Regions from separate parts of the Homo sapiens genome. Here region 1 is linked to region 2. Evidence: chromatin loops called from intact Hi-C (ENCODE). Cell type or tissue: dorsolateral prefrontal cortex. All regions are shown on one strand. Each heading gives the region's core, and the rest is flanking DNA. Links, peaks and the distances in the headings are about the cores only. Region 1 holds the start of LOC105378129 (a long non-coding RNA gene). Region 2 overlaps LOC105378128 (a long non-coding RNA gene).

Region 1 (8,333 bases), core at 190-8,189, 58 kb after region 2:
AGACTCCAACCCAAAAATAAATAAATACATAAAATAAAGACATTTAGCTTCCTATGTCCTTGTGCATATTTTGCACCAGTGGAAACACCACCGCCTGCTTGAGAATAGTGAAAAAAAGCCGGGTAATTTTAGTGCCTGACTAATTCTGACATCACAGGCACTCTGAGGGTCTTTGGTCAGTGGACCGTGTCTTTGGAGAAGAGGTCTTGTTTGCCCAGGCTGCAGTGCAGTGGCACAATCCTCGCTTATTACAGATCTGAACTCCTGGCTCAAGCCACCTTCCTGCTTCCACCTGTCACGCAGCTAGATGGCTGGTATGCCCCAGCATGCCCGGATAATTTCTTTCTAGAGATGGGAAGAGGACTTTTTTTCTCTTAATACACCTGCCAATGTTGAGTGCCTTCTGGAATTGGGCATAAGGTCAAGCAATCCGTCACGTCTCTGGTTCTTAAGGTGTGAATATGAGGTGACACGAGCATGTGCATCCCTCACCAGCTCCCAAATTCCAAAGCCTTTAATACTAGAATAGCAGATGTTTCTGTTTAAAAGGGTGGTTTTTTTTAAAGACATATCCAATGTGCCCCAAACTTTTCCTCCAAGTTTGCCAATGATTGTCAAATGCTTCCTGTTTAAAAAAAAATCAGTTTACCAACTCTCCCTGCTATCTAAAGGATCCCAAAATTAAATGTTGGTGCCCAGATGTGACATGCAGCTCCTCTTCTTTCCCCAAGCACAAGTTGCTTGGAATCATTTACAAATCCTTTGGAGTCTCGGGAGTCCGGTGGCAGCCCTGTAGGCCCTGAGGTCTGCATGGCCCACATCTGGACCTGGCCTGTCTAACACTTACTTTAGTTGGGATGGACTCCACTGAAAGCAAACTGTTGAATGATGTGATTCTAATAGGGAAGGCTGGTTGCTGATTTGCTGATTCAAGGTACTAGATGCACAGCTGAGGAAGCAGGTGTCTGAAAAATCTCACCGAGCTGAACAGCTGCCTACTATGAATCTTTCTCCCTAATTTCTAAGCTCACACTGAACTCTGGCAGGACAGAAATAATGCCATAAATAGCAAGTCCAGACTGAGTCACCACAGCCTGGGTCCCAGAGTGACTGCCTGGAGCAGAGCCCCTGCTGACCCTGGCTGGACATGGAGCATGGGTGAGAAAGGGACCCCGGCTCAGGTCCAGCCGCTGGGCGCCCTGGTCAGGCCAGCCCTTACCTTGGCCCGCACCCCTGCCAGAGCTGGCCTCATGGTGGCTCAGTTTCAGGCGGGGCCTCTGTCCTGCCCAGCCCTGCCCGGTGGAGCGACCTCAAGAGCTGCTCTCCTTTTCAGCTCCCAAGCATGCCAGGAACAGAAGGACGGGAGGCAGCCGGTTGACAATTTAGGAATAAATGTCCACTTCATTAAACACCGCAAGCCCTTCTCCGCTATGCCAGCCCAGTTAATATTTAGCCAGGTGCACCAAAGCAAGCCGCAAGAAGAACCCACAGCCCTCAGGACGCGTTGTGTGCCGGGCGGCGAGGATTCGCCCAGCCTGCGGGGCAGACCCGACCATGTCCTCGTCTGAGAGCGGGAAAACGGACACTGCAAAGCGCTGGCAGCGGAGGGACAAACTGCAGCTGGCGACCTGGGATTCCATAGGTGGCACTTTCTGATGCCCTGTCAGAGACCGGCTGGCTGGTTTTCAGATGTGTTCTGAGTCATGTGAAAGGGCAGACACACTGGCTTTCCCAGCAGCTGCCTGGCTGGCTGGAGTCCCCGAGTCGGTGGACATGAGCAGCGCAGTGGAGCGATGCGACCTCTCTCCTCCCTCCTCCTGCCTGTCTCCTCCCTCCTTACCCCATCCCTCTTCCTCCTCCCTCCCTCCCAACCCCACCCCTCCTCCCTCCTCAATCAGTCCCTCCTCCCTCCTCACCCCATCACTCTTCCTCCTCTCTCCTCCTTCCTCTCTCCTTTCATCCCTCCCTACTACCTGTCCTCCCTTCTCACCTTGTCTCTCTCCCTCCTCCCTCTTCACCCCATCCCTCCTCCTTCTTCACCCCATCTCTCCTCCTTCTTCACCCCATCCCTCCTCCTTCCTTACTCCTCATCCCATTTCTCCTCCCTCCCTTCTCCTCCCTCTTCCCTCCTCACCTTGTCACTCCTTGTACCTGGTTCTTAACCAAAGGACAAGTCCATGGCTCATGAGATCTGAGTTATGCAGTTCTGTTTTGTTATGTTTTTGTTCTGTTTTTCAGTTTAAAAAATTACAATCTGAACAAATTTCACTGAAACAGGTTCCCAACAGACAGAATGCTCTGGTCCAAACGAAAATGCCTTAAAGTTGCCTGCAGCTGTAGATTTGGGAGAAAGCAGGCCTACGTTTTCCTTAAGAATGTGGCCACCGCCTGAGGAAACAGCATTGCCAGGAAACAGCTGTGCCTCCGAAGCCCACGTGACTTCAGATTCCATCTGCAGCAGATGGTAGGCTTTTGTGGCTTTCGTGGCTTCTGTGGCTTTGGTGGATTCTGTGGCATTTGTAGCTTTTGTGGATCATTTCTTCCCTGTTGGTCCCTGGTGGCCTGGCACGTGTTAAGGCCCAAATGCTGTCTTTATCTTTAATAATGTTTAATTTGAGTGGGGTCAACAGAGATCTATTAAAGGTTGTAAAAAATTTATTTAAAGTGATATTTGTGCAAAATACACGTCCTGAGCAAAAGAATGATTTTTCGACCCTCTGTTATCAGAGAGCATGGGTCTGAATAAAGTCAGGTCAGGTGCCTGCCCAGGAAAGCACTTGGCTTTCAGCTGTGTCAGTTTTCCATGACTCCTGCTTCTAGCGGGGAAGGAGGGCTGCGGCCTTCCAATGCTCAGCTGTGGTTTGCAGGCATCCCTGTTGTCTGCACCTGCAGCCCAGTCTGCTGCCACGCCCACCAAGCCATCTTTCTGAACCTCAAACGATGCTAGGATCTTTCTTCTCCCCACATACAACATTGTGGCAAGGAAGCCCAGTTCTTCCTGGCATTGCTTGTCAGTCCACTGCTTTGAAAGTGTGTCCTTATCCAAGTTGTGGCTGTGTGGACCTGCTGTTGTCCAGGAACCAGGAATGCTGGCGGTGAGTCACCCCCACCCAAGAAAATTGACCCTGGTTTGTGCGGCTCATCAGGCCTGCAGAAACCTCCTGCCGGCCATCCGGTGAGAGGAACCTCTGGGCTTGGTCAGCTTTCACACATGCCAGGGCAGCCTGGCTTTAGACACAAATCCCAGGCTGGGAGTAGCCAGAGGTGATGCCCATGAAGACTGAGAGGCCGCAGGAGTTTGTCTTCCCCCAGGCCACTGCCTGTCTGCTCCTGAGGGCAAGAACCCCCCACTGCCTGTCTGCTCCTGAGGGCAAGGACCCCCCACATTCACCCACGCGGCCCTGGAACCAGGGTCAGCAGCCACAGCCCCCGGCCACATCCAGCCCATGGTGTTTTTCTAAACGGACACAAGTTGAGAATTTTTTTTCACACTTTTAAAAACGTTTTTATTTCTATGTTATAAAGTGGGACATACACAGCCCATCGTGTGCAGAATTCCGCATCTCTTTATTCCCGCATTTCCTGGCCTTGTTAAGCACTTTTTTCCCTTAATGAAATATTTTTTCCTGGTTTCATCCATCCATATTGGGATGAGAGGGTTGTATTTTTCTAAAATGAAATGTGCTGATTCTGTTTGACTTTCTAACATGAATGGCCCATAGACTCATGTTTAAAAGATTGAAAAAAATTTTTAAAAATAGCATCTTGTGACACACAAAAATTATACCAAATTTAAATTCTGGTGTCCAGAAATAGTTTCATTTGAACCCAGCCCCCACTGCCTGTCACGTGCTGTGCTCATGGGTCTATCACACAGGGCAGCTCTCGTGGTATGGCAGAGACCACGTGGCCCACAGAGCCCAGAACGCCTGCTCTCCGGCCCATTATGCAGCAAATTTGCCAGCTCCCGGCACAGAACATGCCAGGGACTCTCTCATCCACTGAAACGTCCCACGAGCGGCTGTGCTTTGAGTCTTTTTCTGTCTTGTTACTATTGTGACTGACTTCTGGTAATCATTGGATTTTTTTCTTTTCTTTTTTCCTTTTGAAAGTGATACATGTTGGTTGGAACAAGTTAAAAAAAAAAAAAAAAAAAAAAAGAGGTCTGTGTGCTAAAATCGTTTGGAATGTCCCTCCTAACCTTCTTCACATCCCAGCTCTGTAGTGACCGATGTTTCCAATCTGAGGTGCAGCCTCCGTGGTTAATCTTTGCTCAGATGTACAGGGTGCCATTATTGTTCTTTTTACAAAAAAAAAAATGAAATGCTACAGTACATGTTACTCAGCAGCTTGTTTTATTTCACTGAATAATGAACATCTCTCCATATTAATTTGGATGTCACTGATTCATTACTTTTCACAGATGCAAAAGATTCCACAGTGGACCTTACAATAATTTTTTCACCTCTGCCGCTGTTGAGGAACATCCGTGTCAATTCCGTTTTTGTGTTATAATTCTGAAAATGAAAACCTTTGTATTCTAGTGTCTATGTACTCACGCTTTTATTCTGCAGTATAGAAACCTAAAAGTGGGACTGCTGAGTCAAAGACTGCGGGTTTTTCTAATATTAAGATGCAGTATAATGCATCTTCTCTCCCCAAATTACAGCATTTCGTGATGGCTGGCGAGGCCACAGGGAGATGGATGGTCTTTTCTTCAGAGGCTTGATTACTTTTTATCTTTAAAAAATCTCTAATAAAATGCCATTTCTTCTTCTTTATTTTTAGATAGATTCAAATGTTGAGGCTTAGTTGCCTAAAGAAAAGAGTGCAGGTAAGAGAGGGGTGTCTGTGCTTCCGTGGAAAGAAAGGGCTTGGATGGAATGGAAGGGCCACTGGGATACCATCTCCCCAAAGTCAGGGACCACCTCTGTCCCACTGACCGTGATGAGAGCTCATGGGGTGTTTGTGAAATGAGAGAATGAATGAATAAATAAGCGAATGAATGGATGGTGATAGAAAGGTCGCTGGAGAGGGACGGTGCTGATCCATGAGGGTGATGACACGCAGATCAACCAATCTCTGTCCCCCATGCCCTGCACGGGCACAAGTGCCGCTGTCCACAGACAAATGTTTGAGAACCCCTGGCTGTGGGACAGGAAGCTGAGACATTCTGCCTTCTCTGGGTTCCCCTGGGTGTGACAAGGGGTCCTCACTAAGCCGTCCTTTGACTATATTGGATGTAGAGAGAACACACATTATGTGTTTCTAAAATTCAGCAACTGCTTTTAAAAAAAAGAGGGATTCTCCATCTTCAAGAGGTTGTCTCTGCTCAAATAAACTCCAAATGTTGAACCGGGCTGGTCTCACATTCCTGCAAATAATAGGAATAATAATATTTGTATTTATTTTCTTTTTCTGTTAAAAAAAAACAAACAGAAATCTTAAGTGATCTTATTTCTCTTCAAAGGGCAAAACAGCTTTGCGGGCGAGCTTTGGAGCCAACTCTAAAGGGTCGTCCAGAGCACGGCCGCCTCCCCATACACACCCTGTCCTTGGCGTGGCTCCCGCAGCAGCCCTGGCCTCGCGCCTGTCTCCGGGCCTCCTCAGAGCCTGGCCTGGCTCCAGCCATCTCCACCACTGTGTGCCTGGGTCTCCTCCCGCTCTGCGCCGTCCCCCAGGGTGCCCCCTTGGCTCTCCTGCACACGTACCGAGGGGATGTCCCCTCCCACTCTGGACAGGTTCCTTAACCCTCTCTTTCGTAAATATAAAAATAGTTCCTGCCTCATGAGACGGCTCTAAAAATTAAATAGTAAAGCCCTCAGCATACTGCCTGCTTAAGAGCCATCTCTCAGAAAATAAGTTTGTTCTTGTAATAATAAACAACAACTTGAGTCCATACTGAGCTTCCTGCTTCAAACGCCACTGGGGCGGACCAGCCCCACGTCTCCTCCCTGCGTTGCACACGGGCAGGGCTGCAGCTTCCCCATGGGGCCTGCACCATGGTGGGACGGCCTGTGCGCCCCAGGCCCCGGATGCCCCGGCCTTGCTCCAGACACGTGGCCGTCAGCCTCCAAGGGCCCTGTGTTCACAAAGTCCCTTCCATTTTCCACCCCAAGCTGACAAAGACGCAGCTGGGGTGACCCCGAAGTGAGGGGTGAGATGTGGGTTACCAGCCCCTCCACCACCCTCTCCTCCCGGCCAGCAAGAGGCAAAGAAGGAAGCCAGGGCCTGTGGGGTGCCCACGCTGGTGAGAGGCAGAGGCCTCTGGGAGAGACGGGCTCCGTGCCAGCCCCCGGGCACGCTCCCCTCGAGGGTCCCCCAGGACCAGCTGGGGCGAGAGCCTCTGGCCAGTGCGGGGCACCTGAGGACTGCGTGGAGGGTGGAGGGGGCCCTACTGATAATAGGAGCTGGTGGCCACCCAGGGGCCTGCTCTGTTCCCGCCAGGCCGAGGCAAAGGGCGAGGCCACAGAGATGGTAGCAGACACGGGGCTGACAGGAGCCCAGAACAGCTCTGGGGACCGGGACAAGGGGGGACAGGAGGCCCCCTTGAGCAAGGGCTCCCAGGAAGCAGGTGCTGTGGTGGGGGTGCTCCACACTGCTCTGGCCCGGGAGGCCCCCTCGGTCGCCTGTGCTTGGGACCGCATTGCACAGAGCACTCTGGCTTCTTTCCACACACGGTCTTTCTCAGCCTTCACGCACACTCGGCCTTTCTCAGCCTTCACGCACACTCGGCCTTTCTCAGCCTTCATGCACACTCGGCCTTTCTCAGCCTTCACGCACACTCGGCTTTGCAGCCCTCCTGCGCACACGTGGAAGGCCCACAGGTGGACGGCACACAGTAGGGCTGCTCCCGATCCTGCAGCTGCGCCTGAGCCTTTCTTGCCTTTGCAAAATCGGTGCTCCCTCCTGGGCCCACTACGGCACAGCTGTAGGTCCTGCAGAGCCTTGCCGAACCTGTCTCCTGGATCCAAACCCGAGGCTGGCACCCAAGGAGGGGGCCGTGCTGGTGCTGGAGCCCGTGTGGCCAAGAACTGTCCCACACCCACTGTCCCATGCTGTGCCCAAGCCACATGGCGTCTCAGGGGGCTGCCAGAAGGAGGACGCTCAGTGCATAGAACCCTCTTGATGGCAAGCCCAAGACCACATGAGCCAGCTTGTGTGCAAAGTTCTTGCAACTGGGAACCCCAGGGTGGGTCTGGTCTCAGCCCAGGGACGACTTGAGGTTTCCTCCTCTCTCCGTCTTTCAATCGCGCTCTCTGTCTCTGTCTCTCTCTCTGTCTCTGTCCCTCTCTCTCTCTCTCTTTCTCTGTCTCTGACTCTCTCTGTCTCTGTCTCTCTATCTCTCTCCCTCTCTCTCTTTCTCTGTCTCTAACTCTCTGTCTCTGTCTCTCTCTCTATCTCTCTCCCTCTCTCTCTCTTTCTCTGTCTCTGTCTCTCTATCTCCCTCTCTTTCTCTGTCTCTGACTGTCTCTGTCTCTGTCTCTCTATCTCTTTCTCTGTCTCTGTCTCTCACTTTCTTTGTCTCTGATTCTGTCTCTGTCTCTCTCTCTGTCTCTGTCTCTCTGTCTCTCTCTCGTTCTATTCCTAGAGGAGGGGAGGGCACTGAACCACGGCCCAGCAGATCGTGACCCCTGGACTGGCCTAGCTCATCCTCGGGGCTTTTGAGCTGGCTTGGCTCCTCCCAAGCTTGCATTGCCCTGGTGGTTGCCGGTAACGTGAAACCACTGGACCTGCCTGGGGAAGGAAGAGGTGTTGCATTTATTGGGAGAATATTAGGGAATCTGATGGATCCCAAGGCCAGATAGGAGGTTTGCTGGGATCAGGGTTGGAGAACCCACGGGATCTGCCTCACGCTGTCCCCTGTGTCCAGCCCCAAGAGTCTGGCTCTCTCCCAGCTCTGGGGTGGAGAGGGCCCCCAAGAACCCCCGAGTTCTTCCCGTTACAGATATGTCACCCAAAGCAGCAGAATCAACCCTGTCCGGTCCCCAGTTCCACATTTCAGGGAGGTGACTGTTGGCTCCACTGCTCCCTGGTGGGGCGGCCTGTGCAGCAGAGAACACCCAGGCGCCAGTCTGTGGGCAGCGGCCAGGACAAGGTGAGGTGACTCTGCCACCCGAGCCTGTCTCCAGCCACAGCTCCCACGGCCACCAGAGCAGTGGGCTGAGGCTCCCTGACAGCCTTCTTGCAACCCCCGGGCCTGAGAGGGGCCGAACCCCTAAGCGTGCATGCTCCCAATCATAGCTGGTGATAAGGAAACCACAATTCTTCTACCTTACTGAAAGGCTATAGCACAAAAATGTGCTCAACTATGGACTAGAGCAGCACTTGTC
Region 2 (8,326 bases), core at 1-8,000:
GTTAATAAGATTCCTGTACAGGAAGATATATTTATACAGGATCATGTTCTCAAATGCATTCACGAACCAGCCTCAGTGAACGGCATCTTCCCTGAAAAAGCATTGATTGCGTTCCTTTTCTTTCCATTCAGGCCGCTCACTATGCTCCAGGCTCCTTCTTCCCCTGCTGCAGTCCTGGTCATCCGCTGTCCTCCTCCTTAGCTGCTCCTCCCTGCCCACACGGGTGCTCCTGCTTTCCTTCTCAGTTCTCCCTTCTCCTCCCGCCGCAGGTGCCGATTCCTCTGCCCCTGATGAATGCTCCCTTTTTTCAGCGGCGTCTATTCTTACTCCATCAGCGTTTTACATGACGTCATCACCTCCTGTGGTTTAACAGTCTCTTGTGTGCTATGGATTCTCAGGTCTGTCCCGTTCACAGGAGCCAAACCTCTGCATTCAGCTGCACACGCTGGCTAATGCCTCACAAGCTCCTGACAACATGATCAAATCTCAGCTCATATTCCTCCATCCCTGTCCTGCATACATGTGGCATGTGCGTGTGAGCATGTGGACATATGCACGTGTGTGTGTGACTAACTGGCCAGTTAATGAAACCAGAGGTTGTGCCCTTGACTCTTCCCTGCCTCTCAGCCCTCCACCCCAGCTAATGAGCAAGCTGTGTCAGTTTTACCCCACATCCCCCCGGCAGGTGCGGCTCTGGGAGGTCGAGAGCTGGAAAAGGTGTCGCTCTCACCATTACAGGAAGGAAAAAGTGAGGAAACTGTAAATTAATGACTTCTCATCAGAGAACTGAGATTTCAGGCAAACATCTAACTATACCTTGAAAGCTCTTTGTTCTTGTTCATCTGTGGTATTCCTATGCACTCTTCAAAACCCTGCTGGAAAGTCCTCCCCAAACACCCCAGAGTCAATGATTCATTCTTAGTGCCCCTATGCTCCTTTCACTTTTGCTCTGCAGAGCCTCTTCTGCATATTTCATTTTGCCAACAGGCCTGTTTCCATGGACTTCAGCATCAGGCAGGCCTGGTTCCCAGTATTCTGCTTCGAGGATTCACCCCTCCAAGCTTCAGTTTCCTTAGATGTGAGGTGGGGGAAAAAGTCACGGCCACATGACGTTATTTTGAGGATTTCACGAGGCAGTGAAAGTGGGGTGCACAGCACTGGGCCTGGTGCAGAAACAATACCCAGTGCCATGTCTCTCTCCCCAACAGGGTCGTGGTTCCTGAGGAGGAGAACTGCAGTTTCAGCATTGCCTCCACATTCAGCATGGGGTGCTCAGAACCTTCCAATATGCGAGGCAGGCTAGTCAATTAGGGGAGAAAGCTTATCTCTTTAAAGCAAGTTAAGTGAATGTTTGTTTCTTTAAAAAAAAAATCAAACTGCCAAACTATTTTCTGAGTGGCTGTACCATTCTACGCTTCCACCAGCAATGAAGAGTAATCCAATTTCGCCACATTCCCACCAACATTTAAAACTGTGGGGATTCTGATAGGTTTGTAGTGATGTCTCATTACGGTTTTTGGTTTTCTGGGTTTTGGTTTTGGTTTTTGAGACAAGGTCTTGCTCTGTCTCCTAGGCTGGAGTGCAGGGGTACAATCTCAGCACGCGATAGCCTCCACCGCCCGAGCTCAAGTGATCCTGCCAACACAGTCTCCTGAGTAGCTGGGACTATAGATACATGCCATTATGCTGGGCTAATTTTCTTTTCATTTACTTTTTTAAAGACAAGTTCTCAGTATGTTGCCCAGGCTGGTCTTGAACTCCTGGACTAAAGTGATTCTCCCACCTTGGCCTCCCAAACTGCTGGGATTACAGGCATGAGCCACTGTGCTCAGCCTTCATTATAGTTTTAATTTGCTCTTTCTTAATATTTAATGATGTTGAATATCTTTTCATGTGCTTACTTTCCATTTCTATCTTCTTTAGTGAAATGTTCGTTCTTTAGTGAAATGTTTTACCCATTTTTTAATTGGATTTTTTTGGTTTGTTTTTATTTACTATTGAATTTTTAGCCCTCTTTATATATTCTAGATAAAAAGTGTTTGTTGGATATGAGGTTTGCCAGGATTTCCTCCCAGTCTGTAGCTTGTCTTTTCATCCTCTTCACAGGGCCTTTTCCAGAACAAAACTTTTTAATTTTGATAAAGCCAATTTATCAATTTGTCTTTTTATGAATTGTGCTTTTGGTTTCTAGTGTAAAAACTCAGCCTAGCCTTAGGTTCTATAAATTTTATCTTATATTTTATTCTAAAAGTTTTATAGTTTTACACTTAGCATTTACATCTGTGATCCACTTTCAGTTTTCTTTTGTATGAGGCATAAGGTTTGCGTTGAGGGTCACTGTTTTCCCTATAGCTGTCCACTTGTTCCAGCACCACTGTTCAAAAGGCCATCATCCACCCATTGAATTGCTTTTGCAACTTTGTCAAAAATCAACTGGTGGCCAAGTGCGGTGGCTCATGCCTGTAATACCAGAACTTTGGGAGGCCAAGGCAAGTGGATTGCTTGAGCTCAGGAGTTTGAGACCAGCCTGACCAACATGATAAAACCCCGTCTGTACTAAAAATTCAAAAATTAGCCAGGTGTGGTGGCACATGCCTGTAATCCCAGATTCTTGGCAGGCTGAGGCACGAGATTTGCTTGAACCTGAGAGACAGAGGTAGCAGTGAGCCGAGATCAAGCCATTGCACTCCAGCCTGGGTGACAGAGCAAGACTCTGTCTCAAAAAAAAAAAAAAAAAAAATCAGCTGGCCATGTTGGTATGGGTACATTTTTGGGCTCTTTATTTCATTACGTTGATCTAACCCTTCTTACTAACACAAGATTTTGATTGCCATGCCTATATAATAAGCTTCAACATCAGGTAGATTCCTGCTATTTAATTTCTTTTTTAAAAAAAAATTGTTTCAGCTATTCTAAGTTCTTTGTCATTTCCTACAAATTTTACCATAAGCTTGTTCATGCTTATAAAAAAAACCTTGCTGAAATTTTGCTAGATCACATTGGAAACCAACATCTTTACTATATTGACTCTTTGGGCCCATGAATATGGTAAGTCTTTCCATTTATTTAGGTCTTCTTTGACATTCTTTCATCAACATTTCATAATTTCTGCATATAAATACTATAGATGTTTTGTTAGATTTTGCCTAAGTATACATTTCCTTTGGAGCCATTGTAAATCATACTATGTTTTTAACTTTTATTTCCACATATACAAACGTAATTTGTTTTTATATGTTGATCTTATGTCTATGACCTTGCTCTCAGAAGTTTTTTGTAGATTTCTTGGGATTTTCTACTTCTAGAATTATTTTATTTGTAAATAGAGATTGATTTCTTTCTTTCTTTTTCATGTGTATGTCTTTTTTTCTTGCCGAATTGACTTCGCTATGACTCCCAGTGCTACCTTAAATAACACGGTAAGGAAGGCCGTCATTGCCTTTTTCCTGGTCTTAAGGCGATGTGTTCAGATCTTCACCTTTAGGCATGGTGTTAGCAGTAGGTTCCATGTAATATTTTATGCACTGTATGAGTTTCTTATTGCTGTGTAACAAATCACCACAAAGGTACAGCGTTAAACAACAAATTTATACTCTGACAGTTCTAGAGATCCAAAATCTGAAATCAAGAAGATAGCAGGGTTGCGTTCCTTCCAGAGGCTCTAGGGGAGAATACACTTCCTTGCTTTTTCCAGCTTCTAGAAGCTCCCCACATGCCTTGGCTCAAGAGCCTTCCTCACATCACCCCAGCCCCTTGATCCACTGTCACATCTGTTTCTTTCATTCATTTGCCCTCCCCGGATAACCCAGATATCCATCTCAAGACCTTTATCTTAATCACATGGGCAAAGTCCTTTTACCATGAACTGTAATACAATCACAGGCTCAGGTATTAGGGTGTTGATCTCTTTGGAGGCATTATCTGCCCATCACACACTGTGTTATAATTGTCTGTTTACTTATCCTTTGCTATTTATTCCTCATCATGTTCCCAACATCTAACCGAGTAGCCAGCACACAGAACGGGCTCAGCAAATAGCTGCTGACCAGCAGAATGGGCGGCTGAGTCCATATTCCCTCCTTATCAGCCTTGGGAAACTGTGAGCCTGTTCTGGTGTTCTGCATAGGTACAGTGATTAGTTTCTCCTGAGCAGAGGACTGATGATAGTTGCTCTGATGTATACCAGCAGATTCATGGGGATCCTGGTAAGGCGTATTTGAATTTTGGCTTTAGAAAAGTCAAGGGATGGGTTTTCCACAGGTACAACCACAAAGCAAATGCTCGTCACCCCAGAATGCTCCCTCCTGACTCATGACGAGACAGACCAGGCAGACAGGAGATAAAGAGCTCTCTCCTCCTGTCCTCTGGACGCCCTTGGCTTCCAAAGCCGTGCTTTATAGATACACGCTTTATGTTGGCTGAAGTCAGCAGTTCGTCTTCTTTACAAAAGAATATTTGTCTTTGCCTCTTCTCTCTTCATTCTTCCTCCTTATCCCTGGCACTTGCCAAGCGGGTGCCAGCGTTTGCCGCCTCTCTCTGAGACCAGCCCTCCTTGGGCGGCTGCCTCCCCTTGCCCCATCTCAAACAAAGACACAGCAGCCGAGAAGACAGCCGGGCGGGTGGAGTGGGAAGAAAGCAAGTTTCGTTGGTTTTTCCAGGATTAACTCAGGGCTGGCTGGGTTGAGTAACTGAGGCCAGGTCATGGGTAGATCTGGCCGAGGGACTTCCGAGGTTTTGTTCCTGGGTGTGTCTCTCAGGCAGTGGGAGGATGGTGGCGCCGTCACCAAGCCTTGCAGCAGGAAGAGGAAGCCCCCACGAGGGAGGATAATGGGGAATTAAAGTCCCTAGATCCGCCTGGGAGGCTTGGGGACCTTGCCTGATGGGAAAACTTTGGTGTAATTTTTTAAAAAACAGAAAACAGGATTTTGTTTTTTCTTGCTCTTTTTAAATGAAAACATCAGTGTTTTTCATCAGGAGCACAACGGGCGTTTTCGGCAGGACAGGTCATCTGCAGACCCTGTGCTTGTACTGCAGGAAGCCTGGTCTCGCTGGGGCCTCTCAGGTGCCGGCAGCACCAGACTATTGCAAAAACTGAGGCACCCCAGTAGATGTTACTAAATGTGCCTAAAGGGAGCAGACTGCCCGCCCCTGAAAACCTGAACTCGGGTTATTTAAAAGGCTTTTTATTCACTGTTTGTAAAAACATAATGTCCTCTAGAAAGCCTGTTTTTCTGATAAGGCATGAAGAGGGAGGATATTAATTCGCATATTGATTGACTACAGCATTGAGGTGTCCCTTCTCCCCCCGGGGGATCGGCTTGCTGGGACAGCTCTGGGAGTCCCCGAGTAGTCACCTTTGGATACCATGTTGGCAGAATCTCAGGTCAGGATGGAGGAGCCTCTGATAGGCATTGAGTGGCCTTTAAATGACCCCATGCTGCTTCAAAGCCCACAGGACTAGTGTTTGCTTTTTGAAAAAATGACTTTCCTACATGTTCTCAGTAAAGAATAGAATCCACACACACTCCCATGCGCACACACTCCCATGCACACACACTCCCATGCACACACTCCCATGCACGCACTCCCATGCACACACACTCCCATGCACACACTCCATGCACACAGTCCCATGCACACACTCCATGCACACAGTCCCATGCACACACACTCCATGCACACAGTCCCATGCACACACACTCCATGCACAAAGTCCCATGCATGCACTCCCATGCACACACACTCCATGCACACACACTCCATGCACACAGTCCCATGCACACACATTCCCATGCACACAGTCCCATGCACGCACTCCCATGCACACACACTCCATGCACACACTCCCATGCACACACACTCCCATGCACACACACTCCATGCACACACTCACATGCACACACACTCCATGCACACAGTCCCATGCACACACTCCCACGCACACACACTCCCATGCACACACACTCCTATGCACACAGTCCCATGCACACACTCCCATGCACACACAGTCCCATGCACACACACTCACATGCACACAGTCCCATGCACACACAGTCCCATGCACACACTCCCATGCACACACTCTCATGCACACAAACATCCATGCACACAAACATCCTCGCACACACCCTCCCATGCACACACATTTTAGAAACGTGACCAGTTCCTTAGGGTGCTCTCCTTTAAAAGGGCAACAGGAAGGCTGGGGGTCAGTTGTGCAGCCTATACTTACCCTCTTCTGTGACCAAGAGCTCGGGGGTCCCCAGCTAACCTCCCCTACTGCTTTAGATATATGCATTTTTACTCATCTTTGATATTTTGGAAAAGACAACATGTTCCATGCAAGTCCCTTTGAATGCTGCCCCTGCAAGCCAGCTCAGAGGGAACACGCCCCTCCACACCCCCCGCACTAGGCCTTGGGTGCGGCCCGTCCGCCTCTCACAGAGCAGATGGCTGTGGCTCCCTCCAAGGCAGAGGTCACCCCGCCTGACCAGAACCGCTTGTGTTCTCTGGAGTGAATGGGACATGAGCGTAACAGGGGCGGGGAAGGCGGGAGAAGGGTTGAGGGGAATGTGTGGGATCTGCCTCCATCGAGCTGCAGGCGCGGGTCTGAGCCCTGATAGCAAGTGTGAGGGCTGGTGCTGACGCAGGGCTCCCCCGAGACCCAGTCGGGTGTGGAGCTGCCTGGGAGGAGGCCTGAGGGGGTGGGGGAGGCTAAGAACAGGAGAAGAAGCAGCTTTTTCTCATGATGGAGCGGGAGCTAAGAACAGGAGAAGCAGCTTTTCACATGGTGGAGTGGCGGGGCGAAGAACAGAAGAAGCGGCTTTTTCACATGATGGGGGGAGCTAAGAACAGTAGAAGCAGCTTTTCACATGATGGAGTAGGGGTGGCGAAGAACAGAAGCAGCAGCTTTTTCACGTGATGGGCCGCGGTGCTGGATTTTGTGCCAACCTGACTGGGCTGCGGGTGAAACATTATCCCGGGTGTGTCCAGAGGGTGTTTTGGGCGAGATCAGCATTTGACTCGCTGCACTAAGTAAAGTGGGTGTCCTCCCTGATGTGTGTGTGTGTGAGGGCTCATCCAGCAGCAGAAACCTCAACAGAACACGCACCAGGAACCCCCTGACCCCCGGAGGAGAGGGGAGTTCTTCCTGCCTCATAGCCTTCGAAGTGGGACCTCGGCTTTTTTCCTGCTTTTGAACTCGAGCAGAATCTTAAGTTCTTCTGGATCTCAAGCTGCTCCTCCAGACTGAAGGACCCCCGCGCCTCTTCGGGTCACCAGCTGAACCTCACGCAACAGATCCTGCGACGCACCAGCTACGGGGATAGTGGAAGCCGTTCCTCCCAATCAGTGTGTATCTGCCTCTCCCAGTGGTTCTGTCGCTCTGGAGAACCCTGACCAGTACAGCAGTGAGGTCCCATCATGCAGTTTCATGGGAAACAGAGGTGACTGGGCCGGAATGTGTCACACACACACACTCACACACACACATACATACACACACGCATACACACTTACATACACATACACACGCACACAGAGAGACACACATACACATATACACACTCACACACACAAACACGCTTATACCCAGATTTACACACTCACACGCGTACACTTACACACATTTATACACACATACACACATGCTTATACGTACACACTTACACACAAACACTATACACACATACACACACTTATACATATACACACATACGTTTATACACACACATATACATACACACACGATACACACATACACATACACACTCACACAGAGACACGCATACACATGTACACACACACAGTTATACAGAGATTTACACACACAAATACACCTACACACATGCTTATACACACACACTTATACACAAACACATTTATACACACATACACACACTGATACATACACACACACACACATACACTTATACACACACACACACACATCTGGGTCCACCAGGAAGAGTTGAGAAATTCTTCAAGGGTGCTAAGAAGCTGATGGGGACCGTGGCATTAGCTTGGAACACTTGTCATTTGGACCCAAAGTCACATCCACTGCTGAGCCCGAGGCTGCAGGAACAGTGGACCTGGGTGAGCAGAAGGCGAGGCGGAGTCCAGATCTTTCCCAGGAAAACATCACCTGGCGTTGGAAATGAAACGCAGCCCTTCAGCGGGCTCACCTACAATCAGGCACTCCAGCATTAGCTGTTTAGAGCCAGGCTACCATTTCCTGGATTCTCTTCTGTTTTCCATACCCGGAGCTTTCTTAGTTTTTTCTCTGGGTTTCATGAATTCATCAGTGGCCAGGCATTGTTTTATCAGA

Evidence for each region. A loop is a pair of places that touch in the nucleus more often than their neighbours do. Peaks named below come from ENCODE experiments on the same cell type or tissue, not always from the same donor. Only the 100,000 strongest peaks of a DNase experiment are listed, where the experiment ranks them.
Region 1: it touches region 2 in a loop (3-fold over the local background); 7 of 110 quality-filtered maps call a loop at or near these places.

Annotation. Positions count from the first base shown.
Region 1 is chr6:167,545,494-167,553,826 of GRCh38, forward strand. LOC105378129 (a long non-coding RNA gene) reads left to right here and starts at 2,148. Exons shown (of 3, transcript XR_943268.2): 1 at 2,148-2,464; 2 at 4,789-4,834; 3 at 5,471-5,899. In dorsolateral prefrontal cortex, for the core only: no CTCF peak of the experiment used is centred there; DNase peaks (open chromatin) are centred at 3,918 and 5,578; H3K4me3 peaks cover 787 bases.
Region 2 is chr6:167,487,578-167,495,903 of GRCh38, forward strand. LOC105378128 (a long non-coding RNA gene) reads left to right here. Exons shown (of 3, transcript XR_943267.2): 3 at 1,209-1,670. Among named protein-coding and RNA genes, the nearest start is that of TTLL2, 170 kb to the left of the region's middle. RefSeq lists an enhancer at 5,296-6,203. In dorsolateral prefrontal cortex, for the core only: a CTCF peak has its summit at 4,838; no DNase peak of the experiment used is centred there; H3K4me3 peaks cover 747 bases; H3K27ac peaks cover 14 bases.